Regions from separate parts of the Homo sapiens genome. Here region 2 is linked to region 1. A link is an interaction called in ENCODE POLR2A ChIA-PET data of the cell type or tissue named here. Cell type or tissue: GM12878. All regions are shown on one strand. Each heading gives the region's core, and the rest is flanking DNA. Links, peaks and the distances in the headings are about the cores only. Region 1 has its middle 63 kb from the start of HMGB1. Region 2 has its middle 24 kb from the start of USPL1.

What was found. ChIA-PET counts read pairs that join two places held together with the same protein. Peaks named below come from ENCODE experiments on the same cell type or tissue, not always from the same donor. Only the 100,000 strongest peaks of a DNase experiment are listed, where the experiment ranks them.
Region 2: POLR2A ChIA-PET joins it to region 1 with 6 read pairs; 2 of 35 experiments call an interaction of 5 or more read pairs at or near these places.

The regions. Positions count from the first base shown.
Region 1 is chr13:30,524,342-30,532,685 of GRCh38, forward strand. It overlaps a transcript of HMGB1 not described here. Among named protein-coding and RNA genes, the nearest start is that of HMGB1, 63 kb to the left of the region's middle. In GM12878, for the core only: no CTCF peak of the experiment used is centred there; a DNase peak (open chromatin) is centred at 4,970.
Region 2 is chr13:30,589,542-30,597,885 of GRCh38, forward strand. It overlaps a transcript of HMGB1 not described here. Among named protein-coding and RNA genes, the nearest start is that of USPL1, 24 kb to the right of the region's middle. In GM12878, for the core only: no CTCF peak of the experiment used is centred there; no DNase peak of the experiment used is centred there; H3K4me3 peaks cover 460 bases.

The sequences.
Region 1 (8,344 bases), core at 211-8,210:
AAAAAAAAAAAAAAAAGAAAAAAAAGAAGAACTGCCTGAGACTGGGTGGAAAGAGGTTTAATCGACTCACAGTTGAGCACGGCTAGGAAGACTTCAGGAAACTTACAATCGTGGTGGACGGTGAAGGGGAAGCAAGGCACCTTCTTTACAAGGCGGCAGGAGAGGGAATGAATGCAGGAGGAACTACCAAACACTTATAAAACCACCATCAGGTGCCTGTAATCCCAGCTACTTGGGAGGCTGAGGCAGGAGAATCATTTGAACCCAGGAGGCAGAGGTTGCAGTGAACCAAGATCGTGCCATTGCACTCCAGCCTGGGTGACAAGAGCAAGACTCTGTCTCAAAAATAAAATAAAATAAATAATAATAATAATAATAATAATAATTTGGTGAAATTCTTCAACAGACTTGGCTAACTGAAACTGGTATATGAAGTTACCAATATTTATGTCTGTAACCATCTGCAGTTTATACACTTGAAAAGATATATAAAGATTTGGTCACATTGTATTTCACCACAGGCCCCTCCTAAGATTTATTTCTTAATTGGAACCTTGCCTGTGGTTATATATGCGTTGTTTTTTTATCACATAGTAGATATCCAACAAATAAGTATTAAACAAACAAATACATTCTTATTTGTAGGCCAGACAGAACAAATCGGCATAGTAAAATGGTTACAAATATGGCTTTGAAGTCTAACAGGATTGAGTTTAAATCCGAACTCTGCTAACTATTAAAATAATAGAAGTTTCTTAATCTCTCTAAGCTCAGACTCCATGTATAAAATGGCAAAAATAAGAATAGAAACCTCAGAGAGTAGGTGGAAGAACTGGATGATCATTGAAAGCATCTGATCATTTAAAGATAAATGATCATTCAGCACAGTGCTTTGACATTGTATGTTCCTGATAAATGACAGGTGTAATTTTGTTGTCATCACCATTGTTGTTATTTAGAAATGGCCTTTAGGGATGCACAAAATATTGCAGCAAAATGTCTCAGTATTCTTGTTCTTTGGCGTACTCCCAACCCCCACTGGTTTTTGTGACATCAGATGTGAACCACAGCAAAGGAAGAGATGAAAGAATAAAGTATCTCTCAAGACAGACTCAAAGATCCTTGACAGTAGGGCTCTGTCCTATGACTCTTTAGCCCAGTTGTTTTGCACATGGAGGTACTCACTAAATGTTTTTGATAACAAGAATATTGAGGTTCTTAATTATGTAAAAAAATTCAACATACTTAAAAGCTACTAAATGGCAAACTAATAACTTTTTGCAAAAGGAAACTAATACTTTGTTGAAAATTCTTATAAAACAAGTTGTATTTCATAAGATTGCACAGAAACAAAATATTAAACTCCATTATTAACATAAAAAAAAAAACCATCAGGTCTCACGGGAACTCACTCGCTACCATAAGAACAGCATGGGGAAATGGCCCCTGTGATTCAATTACCTCCATCTGGTCTCTCCCTTGACAGGTGGGGATTACAATTCAAGATGAGATTGTGGGGGGACACAAAGCCTAACCATATAATGGGGGTTTCGTCATGTTGCCCAGGCTGGTCTGGAGCTTCTGAGCTCAAGCGATCTGTCCGCTTTGGCCTCCCAAAGTGTTGGGATTATAGGCATGAGCCACTGTGCTCAGCCTGGCAATTTTTTTTAAAATTGGAAGGCAATATGCAACATTAAATAACCCACATCTAACAACTTTTATTTCTTTTTTTTGAGACAGGGTCTTGCTCTGATGCCCAGGCTGGAAGGCAGTAGCATGATATTGGCTCAATGCAACCACCACCTTCCAGGTTCAAGTGATTCTCACGCCTCAGTCTCCTGAGTAGCTGGGATTACAGGCATGCACCACCATGTCTGGCTCATTTTTCTATTTTTAGTAGAGATGGGGTTTCACCATGTTGGCCAGGCTGGTCTCAAACTCCTGACCTCAAGTGATGCGCCTGCCTCGGCCTCCCAAAGTGCTGGGTTTATAGGCGCAAGCCACTACGCCTGGCCCAAACACATATTATATACCACAGACTTGTGAATTATTCATTATTTCTCTAACTCTATGAGATTGTATTTTTTATTCCCATTTTGCAGATGATAAATGAAGGCTGAGAGACATTAAGACAGAGAACAGTGAGACTGGTTCTGCCTGCATATCATTTCACCTCTGAGTCTGAGATTCTTCATCCAGAGAGATCTGCAACCTCACCAGATAACCTAAAAAAAATTAAAATCAAATTGCTATAATCACAGTGCCTGCCTCATAGGGCTATTGGGACATGACGTCTACGAGGAACCTGACAGTGCTTGGCACACAGCAAGACCTTGATATGGGGAGACAGCAAGCCTGCCACCACGAGCCCTAGCTCCACCATCACTAAATGACTTGTCCCAAGACAACCAGAAAGGGGCCTCTGCCCTCTGTCGCCAAAGCTCCTCTCCATACCACAGAGCCTTCCTGTGAGAGAGTCTGTGTGTCTTTATTTCTCTTGCTGTTATCCACAAGTGTTCTAATGATTTAGCAGCACTTGGCACTGTTTTGTCTCAGATCACAATCAGCCTGAGGTCCGTGCTCCATTAGGAATGTCTGCTCATTCCTAACCGCAGTGTTTTCCACACATCCTTCTGATGGCCTTTGGCTTTACATCCTGCAGCTACGCAGGCTCCTTGGCCAGGAGGAGCCCGGAGGGGCCGAGCCCGCCTTTTAACAAGTAGCATGGGTCATTCCCCGCTAGAGGCTCAAGAGTCCTCACAGAGCAGGGGCCGCAGCGGCTGTGCATCCGGTGCTGAACCTTCTCTCTCCAGGGAGGCGGGCGAGAAAGCTGAGAAGGAGCAGTGATCTCAAAAATGGAATGGGACCTGCCTGGGAAGGCAGTTGCTGGGCCTAGGACTTAGGTCCGTAGTCTGTTTGCCAGAACTGAAACTTCAGTTGTAAGAAACTTCAGGGAGAAGCTGGCCTGTCAGCTCACCAAGGAAGGAACCTCTCGGGATGGTGGGCCCCCTGACCTTTGTCCCCACCCTGAGACTGCCATGTAGCTCGGTGAGTAACGCCTGAGTTGGGGTGGTAGCTCCTACCTCTGAGCCTCTTCCCACCTTCCTCAGATGTCGGTGGTCCACAGTGGCTGGGGACTTGCTTCTATGAATGACATATGATTGCCTGTGTCTATGCCACCACTTCCCCTGAGAAAGTGGGCTGTCACTTCCTCAGGGTCAGCATCACCACGACATCCAGCACTGCCCTTAACTGCAGAAACAGAAGGCGCCGATACAGTGTGACACAAAAAGAGATGGAGAGGAGATGGGCAAGCTCACCTTTACTCAGCCCTGACCCCACACCCAGCCCTATGCTGTGCTGAAGTTATTATTCATAAATGTCCACAAGACTCCAAAGGAGTCTTATTCCTGCTCCCAGAGAAGGGAATCAAAGCTTAAAAATAACCTTCCCAAGGTCATATAGCCAAATGTTTAGTGAAGTCAAGGTTCAAAGTCAAACTCTGAAAGATGTGTGCTCTTCCCCCCATAGTAGAATGCCTTCCATAGCCCCCTAATCTATACCCTCCTGCTGCCCTGTCTCTTTTAAAATTGAAATTTTAAAAAGGCAAACCAGGTGTTATTTCAAAATTTTATTTAAAGTTGAGAACAACTGTTTGAAGAGAGCTGTCAGTGGATTTATGCACTCTGGTGAACCTAAATTGGAAAAAGCAGGCACTTTTACAGCAGCGCATCCTCATGCGGTCTTAACAACCTGACCCAGAGCAGGGAACTCGGTGTGCTGCAGCGCCAGTGACCAGGCAACCCGTCTCCTGGGCTGTTTTCTACGTACAGGTTTTGACTCAGGGCTCCCATCGCCAGCAAAATGTAAATATGAAATGTCTTTTTTCAGGTGGGGAATGAGGTGCAGTGATCTTGAGCCATTTACCTTCTTTCATGGCCAACCACAACCAACTGGGACCATCAGAGGGATGGGATGAAGGAGATTTGTACCATTCAGAAGGGATAACTGAAGGGGTTCCCAGCCCAGGGCCCTTCCCTTTTGAGGAACAGAAAGATCACTACTGTGGTGGGGGGAGGGTGAGATCATATTAACCCATAAAAGGACTACCGTATTGCGCTCCCTTGCTTTTGACTGAGTTTACACAAACTTGTGAGGTCACGTTTGTTGCCTCTGGTTGACCAGACGCCCGCATATGCAGTTATATACATATTTGCTTAATTTTCTAAAAAGAGAAACAATGAGTTAGTTGTGTATGCTGTGTGTTTGGAAGATAACATCTCAAGGCATGACATCCATAGAGAACAGCTGATAAGTTAAAAACGGAGAACTACTGGGATGTGGAAGCTGCGAAAGAATCAGGGGAAACATCCTCAACTGAAGTTTGCATAAGATTGAATTTTGGGGCCGGGCGCGGTGGCTCACTCCTGTAATCCCAGCACTTTGGGAGACCGAGGTGGGCTGATCACGAGGTCAGGAGATCGAGACCATCCTGGCTAACACGGTGAAACCCCGTCTCTACTAAAAACACAAAAAAATTAGCCAGGCGTGGTGGCGGGCGCCTCTAGTCCCAGCTCCTTGGTAGGCTGAGGCAGGAGAATGGTGTGAACCCGGGAGGCGGAGCTTGCAGTGAGCCGAGATCGCGCCACTGCACTCCAGCCTGGGCGACAGGGCGAGACTGCGTCTCAAAAAAAAAAAAAAAAAAAAAAAAAAAAAGATTGAATTTTGGATGTCTTGGGTAGTCAGAAAGAATCACATCCTTTATAATTCGGTATTTCTGGATGGTGAAATGAAGAAAGCAGTAAAGACATCCTAAATGATGGAAAAGGCAATGGTGTCTGTGAGTTTCTTTACCCACATCTCCATCACAATGTGACCCTGCACAGTCTCTCTGCGTGCCCCCTTTAGGGACATTACCTGCTCAGAGAGGTTTCACATCTGCCAAGGCCACTCATTCTGAAAGGGAGAAATAATGTGTATTGGAACAAACTTTATCATTGACTTATGCTGGGTCACGGATGTCCTATGAACCAAGGACAACTAATGAGGCAAGAAGTAACTGAGCTATCACCAAAAAGCTGTTTGCAAAGTTATCTGAACATTCTTCCTACATTTAAGGCCCTGTCCACATTTTGCCACATTTTAAAGTTTCTTTATAGTTGTTTGAAACATGACCATTTCAAACTATGATTTTGAAATGAAGTTCCATGAAATCCCTTAGGCATACGAGGCACTGCTGGGTGATGAACGCAAACTTGATTCACTTGTATTGGCTCCTCCAGATGCTGAGTCATTATGATGCCAGATTTCAGTGAGAAAAAGCACATAGAGAATATTGGACACGATTTCTATCGTTGTGAACAAAGGTGAATAGATAGATGGCCCATTTCAGCCAGGCGGATTCAGGGATGCTGAAACAGCAGCCATACAGCTAACAGATTTCTATGCAAAAAAATATGCCACTATCCAATCTGTCTCCCACACACATCTTCTCTCTCTGCTTTTCCTCAACATTCTATCCAGGACCACGTTTCTAAGCATATTATTTCCCTGCCACCATCTAACCAAACTCTAGGCCAGACTTCCAATTGGATTTGCAGAATGTGCATAACATTTCCAAATGGATGGTGGCAATAAAGAAATGATGTCTTCAGTCTGATGAAAAAAATTCAAATTCAACAATGACACCCATTATTTCACATACTGAATTACCAAAGATTTAAAAATAATAACAAATAAAAGCAATAATAAGACAATAATATATAATACACAATACAGTTGAGCATCCCTCATCTGAAAACCCAAAATCCAAAATTTTCTAAAATTTCTAAAACACCTGACTTCTTGTGATGGGTCACAAAAATTACTAAGAATGTTGCATAAAATTACCTTCAGGCTACCTGTATAGAGTGTATATGAAACATCAATGAATTTCATGTTTAGATTTGGGTCCCATGCCCACGATATCTCATTATGTATATGCAAATATTCCAAAATCCTAAAATATCTGAAGTCTGAAACATGTCTGGTCCTGAGCATTTTGTGTAAAGAATACTCAACTTGTGCAGGTAAAAGTGTGTAGGGGAAAAGGAACTCATACATGTACTGCTGGGAATGTAAGTCAGTGCAACATGATAACAATTATCCACATGGATACCCTTTGACCAATACTAGTTCCCCTGTAGGAATTTATCTTACAGATCTGCTCACTGAAGTGTGCAAATATATAGGTAAAAGTATTTTTGTAGCTCTGCTAACAATAGTGAAAATTCTGTCAATAAGGGAATGGTGAAATAAATTACATCTACAAAGTAGAATATTATGCAGTTCTTAAAAAAGACATAGTATATATAAATCTCTGTTGTGGAAAGACTTTTTTTATATGCTTCATGATCTTATTGGTGCAACAAGAACACAAATGCAAGCTGGGCATGGTGGCTCATGCCTGTAATCCTAGCACTTTGGGAGGTGGAGGCAGGCAGATTGCTTGAGCCCAGGAGTTCAAGACCAGCCTGGCCAACATAACGAAATCCTGTCTCTACAAAAAATACAAAAATTAGCTGGGTGTGGTGGCACATGTTTGTAGTCCCAGCTACTCAGAAGGCTGAGGTGAGAAGGTCACCTGAGGCCAGAAGGTCGAGGCTGCAGTGAGCTGATATTGTGCCACTGCACTCCAGACCGGGCAAGAGTGAGACCCTGTCTCAAAAGACAAATAAAAAACAAGTGCACACACACATTTGCATATGCACAGAAGCTGTGAAGACCATACACTGAACCACTGCCATCTTTGGGTAGTGGGACTGAAAGGCATGGTGAAATTGATGACTTTAAGGTTTTACTTTACTAACTGCAGATTTGTTTTTCATGTTTAGGATGAGCTTAAATTGCTACTATAATTTTAAAAATTAAAATGAATGATGGCATCCCCTGTGACAGGTGCCCCGAGCCTGCTGATTAAAGCTAATGAAAGAAAAGAGAACAAGGCCTCAACTGAAATAATGAATCTATCAAGAATAAAAAAAGAGGGTATGTATTCACACAGAAACCCTAGGCACAGTGGCTATTCATTGCTACAGGAATATTTAAAGATGTAGCGCACCCACGCTGGAAGTGGAACTCTCATAACAACCACTAACTACTCGGAACTGCTATGCTAGGTAACATATACGTGTGTGTGTGTGTGTGTGTGTGTGTGTGTGTGTGTGTGTGTGTGTGTTTTCAGCGAAATTTTTTTCCTGAATATGAAAGTCACACATGCTCATTGTAAAATATTTTACAGCTGGTGCGGTGGCTCACGCCTGTAATCCCAGCACTTTGGGAGGCCGAGGTGGGCGGATCACCTGAGGTCAGGAGTTCAAGACCAGCTTGACCAACATGGTGAAACTCTACTACTAAAAATACAAAAATTAGCTGGGCGTGGTGGTGGGCACCTGTAATCCCAACTACTCGGGAGGCTGAAGCAGGAGAATGGCTTGAACCCAGGAGGTGTAGGTTGCAGTGAGCCGAGATCTCACCATTGCACTCCAGCCTGGGCAATAGGGCAAGACTGTCTCAAAATAAATAAATAAATAATAAATAAAATAAATAATAAATAAAACATTTTACAAAACAGAAATCTAAAGTCCTTCATAATTCTACTTCCCAAAGATAGCCACGTTTATGGTATTATAGATTTCTTTATGCATGTCCATAATCTATGTATTTTTAAAAAATCAGGCCAGGCGCAGTGGCTCACACCTGTAATCCCAGCACTTTGGGAGGCCGAGGCGAGCAGATCACAAGGTAAGGAGTTCGACACCAGCCTGATCAACATGGTGAAACCCGTCTCTACTAAAAGTACAAAAATTAGCCGGCATGGTGGTGTGCACCTGTAATCCCAGCTACTCAGGAGGCTGAGGCAGGAGAATCGCTTGAACCCGGGAGGCGGAGGTTGCCGTGAGCTGAGATCTCACCACTGTACTCCAGCCTGGGCGACAGAGCAAGACTCTGTCTCAAAAAAAAAAAAAAAAAATGGGGTCAGGATTTTGCAACTTGTTTTTTTTCCACTAAGCAGTGACGCAGATATCTTTCCATATAAGTAGACCTAGGTATACTTCATTCTTTTAAATAGCTCCATAGTATTCCATTATATTGCTATGTCATAATTAAAAATAAATCAATCCTTTATTTTTTATATATGTTTTTTGAGACGGAGTCTCACTCTGTCGCCCAGGGTGGAGTGCAGTGGCGCAATCTCAGCTCACTGCAACCTCTGCCTGCCAGATTCAAGTGATTCTCCTGCCTCAACCTCCTGAGTAGCTGGGACTACAGGCATGCACCATCATGCCCAGCTAATTTTTATGTT
Region 2 (8,344 bases), core at 167-8,166, 65 kb after region 1:
CACAGTAAAGTGTCAATAATAAAGGCATAATGCCAAAATGACAGAGGCTGTGCATGGTGGCTCATGCCTGTAATCCCAGCACTCTGGGAGGCTGAGGCAGGAAGATCACTTGAGCCCAGGAGTTTGACACCAACCTGGCCAACACAGCGAAACCCCATCTCTACTAAAAATACAAAAAATTAGCTGGTAATGGTGGTACACACCTGTAATCCCAGCTACTCAGGAGGCTGAGGCATTAGAGTCACTTGAACCTGGGAGGCAGAGGTTGCCATGAGCCAAGATTGTGCCACTGCACTCTAGCCTGGGCAACAGAGTGAGACTCTGTCTCAAAAAAAAAAAAAGGAAGACTCGAGGGCTAGAACCCTGAAATTGGGAATGAACAGGACTGGCTGAAAATGTTTCTTGCACCTGATAAAAATCTTGAAGAAGAATGCTTTAAATAGATAAGAAAGGAGAGAGAGAGGTGGGCAGTGAGAGGAGACCACCCTAAGTAATCAGAGATTACTTACGTTGGTTACTCAGGCTGGTCTCTGAATCTGATTATAAATGAAATAGAGATTACTTAAAACAAAGGGCTGTAAGGTAGCACTGTCCAGCAGCACTTTCTATGATGGAAATCTTCTATATCTGCACTGTCCAATAAGGTGTAGCTGCTAGCACATGTGGCCACTGAGTACTTAGAATATAGCTACGACAACCGAGAGGCTGAATTTTAAATTTAATTTAATGAATTCAAACAAATTTATTTTTAATACAGCACTTTAAATTTTATTTTTAAATTTTAATCTATTATTTATTTAGAGACTGGGTTATGAGACTGGCTAATTTTTGTATTTTTGGTAGAGACGGCGTTTCACCATGTTGCCCAAGTTAGTCTCAAACTCCCGGGCTCAAGTGATCCACCTGCCTTGGCCTCCCCGCAAAGTGCTGAGAATACAGGTGTGAGTCACCACGCCCGGCCTAAACTTAAATTTAAATAGCCACGTGCGGGTAGTGGCTACCATACTGCACATGCAACTGTAAGATGTAGAAGTCAGATGTGAGCAAAGAAATGACAAGCCGTTCAATGCTGTTAGAGAATGAAATTCAAGGTTCCAATGATCTGAACTTGTGTCCCCTCAAATTCGTATGTTGAAATCTTAATCCTCAATGCAACAGTATTAAGAATTTGGGGCTTTAGGAGGTAATTTGGTTTTGAGGGTGGAGCCCTCATGAATAGGATGAGCACCTGAGGTAGCCTCTTTGACCCTTCCACCATGTGAGGACACACCACGAAGGCACCATGTTGGAAGCAGAGAGTGAGCACTCCCAAGACACTGAATCTGCCACATCTTGATTTTGGGCTTCTCAGCCTACAGAACTGTGAGCAATAAATATCTGCTGTTTATAAATTATCCAGTGTAAAGTATTTTGTTATAGCAGCCTGAATAGACTAAGACAAAGGTGGACTAAGGCAGGATAACAGGTTAGAAAAGGAGGCAGGGCCTTTTTTTTTTTTTTTTTTTTTTTGAGACAAAGCCTCACTCTCACCCAGGCTGGAGTGCAATGGCATGATCTTGGCTCACTGCAACCTCCACCTCCAGGGTTCAAGCAATTCTCCTGTCTCAGCCTCCCAAGTAGCTGGGATTACAGGTGTGCACCATCACACCCAGCTAATCTTTTGTATTTTTAGTAGAGACGGGGTTTCACTATGTTGGCCAGGCTAGTCTTGAACTCTTGACCTTAAATGATCCACCCGCCTCGGCCTCCCAAAGTGCTGGGATTACAGGTGTGAACCATCGCGCCTGGCCGAGGCACAGTGTTTTTACAGAGAAGCCTGTTTAAGGTTTAATCATATAAAATGTATGATATCCAGTAAGTTTTGATATAAAAAAGAAACACCTGGCGATTTTATATAATATATTGTGCTAAGGAATTTTAAGCACTCTACATTCTGCTCTCTAAGCTCTGTAAAGAGCACCAGGGATTTTTTTTTTTTTTTTCTTTTTGAACAGGGTCTTGCTCTGTCAGCCAGGCTGGAGTGCAGTGGCACAATCTTGGCTCACTGCAACCTCTGCCTCTCGGGCTCAGCGATTCTCCCACCTCAGCCTCCTGAGTGGTTGGGACCACAGGCGCATGCCACTACATCTGGCTAATTTTTTGTAGAGATGGGGTTTTGCCATGTTGCCCAGGCTGGTCTTTAACTCCTGGGCTCAAGCGATCCTCCCACCTTGGCCTACCACGCATGCCTGGCCACAACAGGGATTTTTAAATGTAAGACTACCTAGTCAACTCTTATTCTATATTAACAATATAGACAAGAAATAACCTCTAAGTAATCTCTATTTCATTTATAATCAGATTCAGAGGTTCTCTTATGCTTTACAATATTGTCCTACTGTGGGTAGCGCAATAACTAAGGTAATCTGAAAGACCAGTTATATTATATACTATAGTTAAATGCATTTCAACTGCATGGGAGAAAGCAACTGTGTTCTTTCCTCTCAATTTTAACAGAAGGAAAATTGTCAAAATTAGCTTATTTAGAATGTCCTATCAGAGAATTATTTTGATTAAAATATATTTTTAATCAATAAAATATTTCTCTTTGGTCAATACTTGTCAATATAGAATAATATCTAGCCACAAAATTAAAAAAAAAACATTTTCCCCTATATTACATTCATGGATCTTCTTGAATTTCTGTTATCTAGGTGCTTTTAAAAGTCATATTTCTGATAATATGAAATCACAGCTCCTTTTCTTTGGCATATTTAGTTACTGTATTAAGAAAATGTACAACACATAATTTAGAATGGGTAATTATTATATTCTCTTTATTCTTATATTGAAAATGACATGAAAATTACCAGTCTTCCCAGGTAATATAATTTAAGTTAAAGAACATCTACATACTACAACCAATACCCATTCCCCTATGTTATGTTTGGAAAAACATAGAAGTATCTTTAGTAGTACTCTTAGAAATTATCCCAGGTTCAGCATATTGGTATTTTATTTCCAGGTTTAAGTTACAGTATTTTGGGCACCCCAAGTTTAATAAACTATTCCCTGCAGAAACCTGACAAGTGAAGTTGTGGCTGGGAATATGTTAGTCTTCAGATAAAATGAATTGTTTAAGAATTTGCTAAAGATCTCAAAGCATCTTTCTTAAATCTAAAGAAAGTCAGGAACAAAGCCACAACCAGGACCATAGCATCAGAAGATGGAAAGTTGCTTTGTCTTCAAACTTAAAAAACATTTTCCATTTTAAAATAATTTTACTATTTACCTGTGATACTGTTGAAAATTATGAAAAAACAGATAATTTAAAATTTAGTGCTTTTTTTTAAAAAAAAAAAAAAAGCGAATCCCTGGGACACTTCATATAGTGCAAAACAACAATTCAAGAATTCAAGCATTGAAAGAAATAATCTCTTATCCCCCAGTCTCTGAAAGGGATTGCCTTTACTACTGTTCCCATCTTTATGTCCATATGTACCTAAGGCTTATCTCCCACTTACAAGTGAGAAACTATTCAGTATGGCTTAGTCATTTTTAATGCAAGAGAATAGGTAAAAATGCCAAGCACCAGCCAGAGTTTTTTCTTTGCAGATAGATGTGACTCTTACAGGAGCAGCAGGGATTTCCCACTTTGGGCGGAAAGCAGCATTTAGGTATTCCCCCTCCAGTGCAGTTACAGACCACCCCCCCGTAGAAGCTGCTCCTGTCCTCTGTGGCATGTCAGCCTCTGATTATCTTTTAATAAACAATATGGCATATTAAGTCTCTTTTATGCCCTTCTTTGTATTCCCAGGTACCACCTCCATGTCAGGATAACAAGAATTTGGTAATGTTTGTTGAATAAATTTAGCAGAAGTTGAAAGAAAAATCCTGTTTCTACAGAAAGATACCACTGGCTTTTGGGGAGCCCGAGTTCATGATGAAACTAAAGAAAGCCACAAAAGTTCACCTCAATGCCAAGACATTTCTTGATTTTTGAAAACCCAGTTGTCGAACCACCCATCTATAGAAACTTGAAAGACTAAAAACTATCTTACTCTAAACATTTTCTAGGAAGTTGATTCTACAACACATTTTGGTTTTCCAATTTGGCTTCTAATAATTATTTCAAAGTTTCTGTGGCCTAAATTTTGTTTTACATTGATCCTTTGAATGGACTACTGTTTCCACATTTTAGAACATTTAAAAAGATATCTACAACCCGAGTCTAATCATAAAAAAAATCAGACAGATCCAAAATGTGGAACATTCCACTAAAAAAGGAGTGGGGAGAGGTCTTTATTCTTCCAAAAATATCAATGCCATAAAAGACAAAGACGGCTATGGAAATGTTACAGATTGAAGGAGACTAAAGTTAAATGCAAGAAAGGAAAAAATGGCATATAGGACAGTATTGAATTGACTGACAAAACTGGATTACAATAGTAGAGTATCAATGTTAAACTTGCTGAAGTTGCTAACTGTATTTCTTAGGAATTATTCACCTAAGAATTTAGGCACACAGATATGATGTATGTAAGTTACCCTTAAATGGCTTAGAAAAAAATGTGTGTATATTCATTTACATACGTATCTACACACACGTGTATTAGCGGAAGAGAGCAAGGCACACATGTGCATAAGTGATAAAGCAAATGAGATGAAATCTTTATTTTTAAATTTAATTTTGTAAGTTTCAGCTTTTTAAAATTTTAGATTCCGGGGATACACGTGCAGTTATTACTTGGGTATATTGTGTGAAGCTGAGGTTTGGACCTCTAATGTTCCTGTTGCCACAACAGTGAACACAGTACCCAGCACGCAGTTTTTCAGCCCTTGCCCCCTCCCTCCCGCTCTCCCTCCTTGCTTTTGGAGTTCCCAGTGTCTACTGTTCCCATCTTTATGTCCATGTGTACCCAAGACTTATCTCCCACTTACAAGTGAGAGCATGCAGTATTTAGTTTTCTTGTTCTGCGTTAGTTCCGTTAGGATAATTGCCTCCAGTTACATTCATGTCACTGCAAAGGATTTGATTTCATTCTTTTTAATGGCTGTGTAGTATTCCATGTTGTATAGGTAACACATTTTCTTTATCCACTCATCAATTAATGGGCACTTACATTGATTTCATGTGTTTGCTATTGTGAACGGTGCTGCAATGAACATCTGAGCGCAGGTGTCTTTCTGGCAGAATGATTTATTTTCCTGTGGGTATATACCCAGTAATGGGATTGCTAGCTCAGATAAGTATTTCTATTTTTAGTTGCTCTCCACAGGGGTAGAACTAATTTGCATTCCCACCAACGGCGTGTAAGTGTTCCCTTTTCTCCACGGCCTCGCCAACATACGTTCTTTTCTGATTTTTAATAGTAGCCATTTTGAACTGGTAAGAGATGGTGTCTCATTGTAGTTTGGCTTTGCATCCAAATGAGACAAAATCTTAATGACAGGTGAATCTAGGTAAAAGGCATACAGACGTTCTTTGTGTTGTTTTTTTAACTTACATTTGAAGTTATTTTCAAATGAAAAATAAAAGCAAGCAAAAAAAGGTCATTCTTCATCTAGTAAACTCTTCAAAGATTACCACCCCCTTCAACAGTTTTTCCTGGTTCTAGTGAGTCTTCTCCCATTTGTTTAGATCTTTGTTGAAATGTAGTCTCAGATAAAAAATTGTATTTTTATTTCTTTTACATATTTCAAACAATCTAAATTCTTTTTAAATGAAACTCATTAAAAATACTGCATTTGTTTCTAAATAAAATGGTAGAGGTAATTTGCACCTTTCCAAACAGAAGCAATAGGAGCAACCCAGATGTTCTAGCCACGATCCAAGTCAACCACATTCAATCTAAGAAGTAATTGAAGGCTGTAACGACTTCTGTAAGGCCTACAAAAATGAGTTCAGACACAAGCTCTGCTCAGTAAAAATCTAGTGGCAGATGATATATACAATGATCTGAGAAAAAGGCAGAATCAACAAAGGTTGTATTTTTATCTATTGCTGCGTAGCATATTTCCTTAACTTTAGTAGCTTGAAACAATAAACATTTATTATTTCATAAAGTTTCTGTGGTCAGAAATCCAGGAGCAGCTTAACTGGGTGGATCTGGCTCAGCTGTAGACAAGATGTCGGCTGGGACGGCCATCCTTTGAGGGCTCTGAGGGCTTTGAGGGCTGCACGATCCAATTGCAAGGTGGCTCACTCACATACTAGGCAAGTTACTGCTGGGTGCTGGGAGGAGACCTTAGTTTCTTATCACATGGACCTCTCCACAGGGCTGCTGGAATGTCCTCATGACCTTCCCCATAGTGAGTATTCCAAGACAGGAAAGTGGAAGCCACAATGTCTTTCATGACCTAGCCTCAAAAGTGACATACTGTCATTTACACAATATTCTACTGGCTGTACAAGTTAATCCTATTTAGTCTGGGAGGGGACTGCATAAGGGCATGAGTAACAAGAGGCAAGAATCCTTGGGGGCCATCTTGGAAGCTGGCTACACAGAAGAGAAAACACCAGGGGAGTGCGAAGAAGGTGCAATTAAACTCAATTCCTTGGTATGCCAATGGTAAGAAATATTAGGTGATCTCTGGGGTGTAACCTTTTTAATTTAGTTCTTCACTGAATAATCTGGCCAGTAATTGTAATACAAAATACGGCACTCTGACAATATTCTCTCCCTTTATAATCAATTACACACCAGAATATATATAAAGAAAGACTTACAAAGTCACAAGTAATTGTTTGGTATTATTTTTATAATCACATACTAGGGCCCTACAATTAGCATTCACAAACATCACTCCATGTTGGCCAGATAAGTCTGTCTTTATAGTGGTTTACCATACGCGCCTTAGCATGAAGTTACATGTGGTTTCCTTAGCCATCAGATGCTCCAAATGCAAAAAATGTCTCACCACAGTCACAGAATCATGGAATCCTAAAGTTACCTGGGGTTTCTGAAAATCTCATGGGAACAACTCACGAGAATTAAGGCTTAAGAAAGTGATTTATCAAAGAACAAAACCAGCAAGACTTGAGTTTAGAACTCGCAGCAGAGTTGTGACTAGAACCTGTTGAAATAGGCAATGTAGAAACCCAGACTAAGGCACATTCTCTACAACTTTACTATGCAAGTATGCTTAGATACTCCTTAGCAAACAGCAGGCCTTGAGTAAATTCTTTCAGAACTGAATACACAAAGGATACAGAACGGAATACACTAACAATAGTGCATGATGTGCTCATTTCTGTAATAGAAATGAATTAATTCTGATCCATCTATAATTTATTATTGCTCCATGATTAACGGAAGGCATAGGAAAGATGACTGGAATAGTGTAACTAGTACAAACAAGTATTACACTTGACTGAACCTCATTACACTGCAATTGCATATTATATAGTATGTAGGTGAACAAATACTGGGTTAGTCAGTGGACCTACATTTGAATACTGGTTCTGCTCCTAGACAGCTGTATGATTTGAATGACTTCTTTATACTTTCATAGTTTCTCTGTTCTTCTCTGTAAAACAAAGGCTTAGAAGATATTATGGGTTAGATTATGCCCCTTACAAAAGATGCTGAAGTCCTAAACTACAATACCTGTGAATGTGACTTTATTTGGAAATAGGGTCTTTGCAAGTGATAAAGAAGAGGTCATGGAGTGACCTAATCCAATACGACCAGTGTCCTTATAAAAAAAAGGAAATTTGGATACAGATACACACAAACAAGGAGAATATCAAATGAACATGAAGGCAGAGACCGGGGCGGTACATCTACAAGCCAAGGGACACCAAAGATTTTCAGCAAATCACCAGAAGTTAGGAAGAGTCATGGGACAGGTTCTCACAGTCCTCAGAAGAAACCCACCATGTCAATACATCATTTTGGACTTCTAGTCTTCAGAACCGTAAGAAAATAAATTTTTGTTGTTCAAGCTACCCAATTTGTGGTACTTTGTTACAGCAGTCCTAGCAAACTAATACAAATGAGCTCTTAACACTGGTCTAAAATAGGATAATCCTATGAAATGCTACAAATGTTTGGGAAGATTTCTCATACTCAACTGTTTACAGTATACCACAAGCCTGTCAGTTGAAGATACAAACAGACCCTCTATAATCCTCTATACTTATATGCAAGGAACAGCACACTTTTTCTGCAAAAGGTCAGATAGTAAACATTTTAGGCTTTGTGGGCCAAACAAGGTTTCTGTTACATTTTTTTTTTATAACTCCTTAAAAATGTAAAAATCACCCTCATCCCAACGGACTACAGGAACAGACCTCAGGTCACATTTGACTCATAGCCTGACCCCTGGTGTGTAGGGTTAACAAGCCTCCTTTCCCTGGGCT